Regions from separate parts of the Homo sapiens genome. Here region 2 is linked to region 1. Evidence: read pairs that join two places in POLR2A ChIA-PET (ENCODE). Cell type or tissue: PC-3. All regions are shown on one strand.

Evidence for each region. ChIA-PET counts read pairs that join two places held together with the same protein. Peaks named below come from ENCODE experiments on the same cell type or tissue, not always from the same donor. Only the 100,000 strongest peaks of a DNase experiment are listed, where the experiment ranks them.
Region 2: POLR2A ChIA-PET joins it to region 1 with 22 read pairs; 7 of 35 experiments call an interaction of 5 or more read pairs at or near these places.

Annotation. Positions count from the first base shown.
Region 1 is chr17:50,442,160-50,444,659 of GRCh38, forward strand. All of the region lies in intron 1 of ACSF2 (acyl-CoA synthetase family member 2), which reads left to right. Among named protein-coding and RNA genes, the nearest start is that of ACSF2, 17 kb to the left of the region's middle. In PC-3, no CTCF peak of the experiment used is centred here; a DNase peak (open chromatin) is centred at 1,232; H3K4me3 peaks cover 507 bases.
Region 2 is chr17:50,360,996-50,363,495 of GRCh38, forward strand. It overlaps XYLT2 (xylosyltransferase 2), which reads left to right. Exons shown (of 11, transcript NM_022167.4): 11 at 1-190. Among named protein-coding and RNA genes, the nearest start is that of MRPL27, 11 kb to the right of the region's middle. In PC-3, a CTCF peak has its summit at 1,167 (motif pointing right); a DNase peak (open chromatin) is centred at 1,176.

The DNA of each region.
Region 1 (2,500 bases):
CCAGGCGTGGTGGTGCATGCCTGTAGTCCCAGCTATTTGGGAGGCTAAGGCAGGAGAATCGCTTGAACCCTGGAGGCAGAGGTTGCAGTGAGCTGAGATTGTACCACTGCACTCCAGCCTGGGTGACAAGAGTGAAACTCCATCCCAAAAAAACAAAACAAAACAATTTTTTTTTTTTTTTTTTTGTAGAGACTGGGTCTGCTATATTGCCCAGGCTGATCTCAAACTCCTGGAATCAAGTGATCCTCCCGCCTTGGCCTCCAAAAGTGCTGGGATTACAGCCATGAGCCACTACGCCTGGCCTTTTAGTTTAGTTTTGTTTTAGAGACAGGGTCTTTCTCGGTCACCCAGGCTGGCATGCAGTGACACATTCATGGCTCACTGCAGCCTTGACCTACTAGGCTCAATCAAACATCCTGCCTTAGCCTCCCAAGTAGCTGGGACCACAGGTGCACACCACCACACCTGGCTAATTTTTAATTTTTTTGTAGAGACGGGGTCTCAATATGTTGCTCAGGCTGGCCTGAGCTCCTGAATTCAAGCGATTTTCCTGCCTTGGCATCCCAAAGCGTTGGGATTATAGGTCGTGAGCCATTTTGCCTGACCATGTCTTCATTTTTTAATGGCAGTATTGCATTGTATATGCTCTCTAATTTAGTTATCTAATCTCTTACTCATAGGAATAATTTTTTTTTCCCAGTTCTTTGCTAAGTGGCAATTAATCATACCTTTAGGCATTTTTTAGGTTTTATTTCTTTTTTTTTTTTCTGAGACGGAGTCTCACTCTGTTCCCAGACTGGAGTGCAGTGGCGCAATCTCGGCTCACTACAACCTCCGCCTCCTGGGTTCAACTGATTCTCGTGCCTCAGCCTCCCGAATAGCTGGGACTATGGGTGCACGCCACCATGCCCGGCTAATTTTTGTATTTTTAGTACAGACAGGGTTTTACCATGTTGGCCAGGATGGTCTCGATCTCCTGACCTTGTGATCCGTCCACCTCAGCCTCCCAAAGTGCTGGGATTACAGGCGTGAGCCACCGCGCCCGGCCAGGTTTTTGTTTGTTTGTTTGTTTGTTGTTGTTGTTTTTTAGAATAGATCCCTAAAAGTAGAATTGCCAGGAGGCCAAACAGCTTCTCCCCTTAGATTCTCCATGGCAGACCTGTTTCAAAAGGTATGCATATTCAGAATGTTAGTAGATATTACCAAATCAGAAGGAATCCAGATTTACAGGTTTTGAAGCTAACACAGTTTGGGATGCCCTCTTTCTAAACAAGAATAAAAAGCTCTTAAGTATCAGATTTTGTGCAAACTGAAGATCGATTTAGAATAAGAAAAGAATTTGCTACCAATTGCTGCGAGCTTGAAGATTCTCTTTTGAGCTCTCTTTAAGCAATTTGTCAGAAATGCTGACAGATAAATGCTTCTTGATTTGCAGCCAGCTTTCCCTCTCCAATTTCCAGGCACGCCCAGCACTAGGATGGTAGGGAGGGGCCAGGCTGGGGGGCATGCTAAAGTGTAAGTTTCTTAGGCTTCCTGCCTCTATACTTACCATCTTCTAAAAATCTTATACCAGTTTACACTCTGGTATATTTCTCCACATCCTTGCCAACATTCCATATAATCAATAACTCCTGTTTTTATGTTGAAATTCATAGCCATTTTATTAATCTTCTCTACTTGGGGAGTTTTTTTTAGGCCCTATTGAATGCAGCGTGATCATCTAGTGCTCTAGCTTATCTTAAAATAACCTCTCCCACTGATTGCATAAAGCCAGCAAGAACATGAACCTACTTGGGTTACAAGGATTAACTCTTATTTAGCTGCAACTGCTTTCTAGTACTGCTTATGAATATTCTTTGACAAAAGTGCCTATCATGGAAATTTGAAATTAAATATAGACTCCTCTAGAAAGACAGCAATCTTTGGTTTGGGTAGAGGATTACTGATTTGTTCTATTTTCTCTTCTTGTAATGTTTCATTTATTACAGTATCAGACAGGTTGAATTATTTTATATCTATATATAATTTTTGGAATAGCAGCTTTTTGGCCCCGGTGGTGTAATAATCTAGATAAGTGATCAAAAGGAATTGAGTTTGAAATATCAGCCACTGGCTGGGCGCAGTGGCTCACACCTGTAATCCCAGCACTTTGGGAGGCTGAGATGGACGGATCACTTGAGGTCAGGAGTTTGAGACTAACCTGGCCAACATGGCAAAACCCTATCTCTACTAAAAATACAAAAAAATTAGTTGGGCACGGTGGTGCATGCCTGTAGTCCCAGCTACTCCGGAGGGTGAGGCAGGAGAATCATTTGAACCAGGGAGGTAGAAGTTGCAATGAGCTGAGATCGCACCACTGCACTCCAGCCTGGCGATAGTGTGAGACTCCGGCCCAAAAAAAAAGAAAAAGAAATATCAGCTGCTAAAGGATCAGAGACTAGATATCTTCCCCAGCCCCCGAGTTTCTCTCTCTGCAAACACACACACACACACACACACA
Region 2 (2,500 bases), 81 kb before region 1:
TGCAGAGTTTCCAGGTGTGCACTGGAAGTGAGGTCACATGAGCAGCGTGGGAAGAAGACTCTGTCAAGACTCTCAGAAGAACCTGGAGTAATTGTGCCTGAAGCTCAGCGTGAAGTCTGAAATATGCAACAGAAGAAATATATCTCTATCTCTCTACTCTGGGCTCTGTGTTTTTCCTCCTGGGTGTCAGGAAGCCATCACCATTCATTGGGCCTTCTCCAGAAGTCTTAGCTGGTACTTTGGTAGCCTTGAGAAGGTAAAGATCTCATTCCTCCAGATTAAGAACAGTTTAGAATCCACCCAGAGGGACTCAAGAACCCATCTAGCCTGGGTGCAGGGGTTCACGCCTGTCATCTCAACACTGGGAGGCTGAGGCAGGAAGATTACCTCAGCCCAGGAGTTTGGGACCAGCCTGGGAAACAGTGAGACCTCGTCTCTACAAGAATTTTTTTTTAATTAGCCAGGCGTGGTGGCGCACATCTGTAGTCCCAGCTACTCAGGAGGCTGAAGCAGGAGTTTGAAGCTGCAGTGAGCCAAAATTGCACCACTGCACTCCAGCCTGGGTGACAGAGTGAGACCCTGTCTCAAAAAACATCTAATCCAGCTCCTTTTTCTGAGGGGTAAACAGGCCCAGAGAGGCTCAAAGACTTCTTCTTTGCCACCCAGCAAGCCAGGGGACCAGCAGGACCTGAGCTTAGTTTGAGAGCCCTGACCCAGCACTCCCACCCCCACCACCAGGCCAGGCTGCAGCAGGTGCTGGCTTCTCTATCCTTGGCCTTAGCAGGGTCCATCCTAGAAGACTGGCCCTGCCACATGGGGCACCTTCAACAGAGGCAATCCCAGCCATGGCCTGGTCGTTATGATTGGAGCTTTTTCTTTTCGGGGCAGGAGCAGCAGCAGCCTAGGTCCCTCGTCACTGTCCTAGGACTCATGTTGAAAAGGGTTGTCCATCCTCCCTCCCTTTCCCAAGCCTCCTCTCCCCCTCCCACTCTCCTACCATTGACAGCCGGAGCTCGGTATCAGTCCTTCACAGCTTGCTTAATGTGGGAGCAAGGGTGAAGGTTTCTAGACCTCTAAAGTCACCCTATCAGCCAGCCACACTGAGCTCAGCTTGGGGAACAAATTCCTGCCCAGGCTGCCACATGTCAAGTTCTCCTAGTTGCCAGGAGGGGGCACTCCTGACAACCAACCGATAACAGCACTGGGGTTTTTGTCAGCTGCCGTGGTGCTAACCATGCCTGTAGTATCTCAATCCTTACAACTCTTGGAGGGAGGCATTTTTATTATCATCATTTAGCAGATCAGAAAACTGAGGCTTAGAGCTGTGAAATGACGAGCCCAAAGTCACAGCTAACTATTTGATGGTGGCAGCAGCCTTCAGAAAGAGGCAGGAAGCCTCCAGAGCCACTCAGTCACTACACTCTCCGGCTCGCATAAGAGCCTGGCTGGGCAGGTAAGCAGGAAGGAGCTAATGGCAAGAATTCGAAGGAAAAGGTACTTAGGTTCAGAGGCTAAGATAATTCGTTTTTTCTGGCTCCTGTTTTAGTGAACATCTGAAGCTGTACCCTGGTTCTCCAGAATGTTGTGGTTTTTGTTTCCCAATATCAACTCTCAGGTCAATAAGGAGGAAAAATTAACAACTAGGTTCAGCATATTAGGCACAGGCAGTAAATATTAGAACACTTAGACTCTGCTGGCCAAGAGCTCACAAACTAGCCTGTGGGTTTAACCTGGGCTATGGCTGTGCTGTGTTAGGCTAGCACAACGGTTTTCAAAGTAGTAGTAGTATTTTTAGAGACAGGGTCTGGCTCTGTTGTCCAGGCACGATCACGATCATAGCTCACTGCAGCCTTGACCTCCTGAGCGCAAGTGATCCTCCTAAGTAGCTAGGGTCACAGATGTGCACGACCATGCCTGGCATGCATGCATTCTTTATTTATTTATTTATTTATTTATTTATTTTATTTATTTATTTATTGGCAGAACAGGGGTCTCTCCATGTTGCCCAGGCTGGTCTCAAACTCCTGGCCTCAAGCAGTCCTCCCGCTCCAACCTCCCAAAGCGTTGGGATGACAGGCATCAGCCACTACTCCTGGCCTCAAAGTACCATTAAAAAAAAAAAAAAATCTTAGGTAACACATGCACTCGCCGCATCCCTGTCCTTCTCCACCATATTAGATCAGGTCGTAGTTCCCCATTATTGTCACCTGCTGTAAACATTTGGAGTTTACATTCTTCAACTCAAGTGAGTCGTGATCCTGACAGAGGATTCTGATTTAACGGTCTGAGGTGGCAACCCACAGTGGTATGCTTTTAAAGCTCCTCAGGCCTTTCTAACAAGCAGGCAGGCAGAACTAGGGAAGCGTAACCCCACCCCTGCTGCTCTGGCAGGCCTGTCTTGGCCCCACTGAGTTGGAAGCACTGCAGGACCCAGGACCAGCCTCCAGGACTCCTCCTGACAGGTTCAGAGGGCAGATTTGGGGGTGGAGGTGCTCCTCTC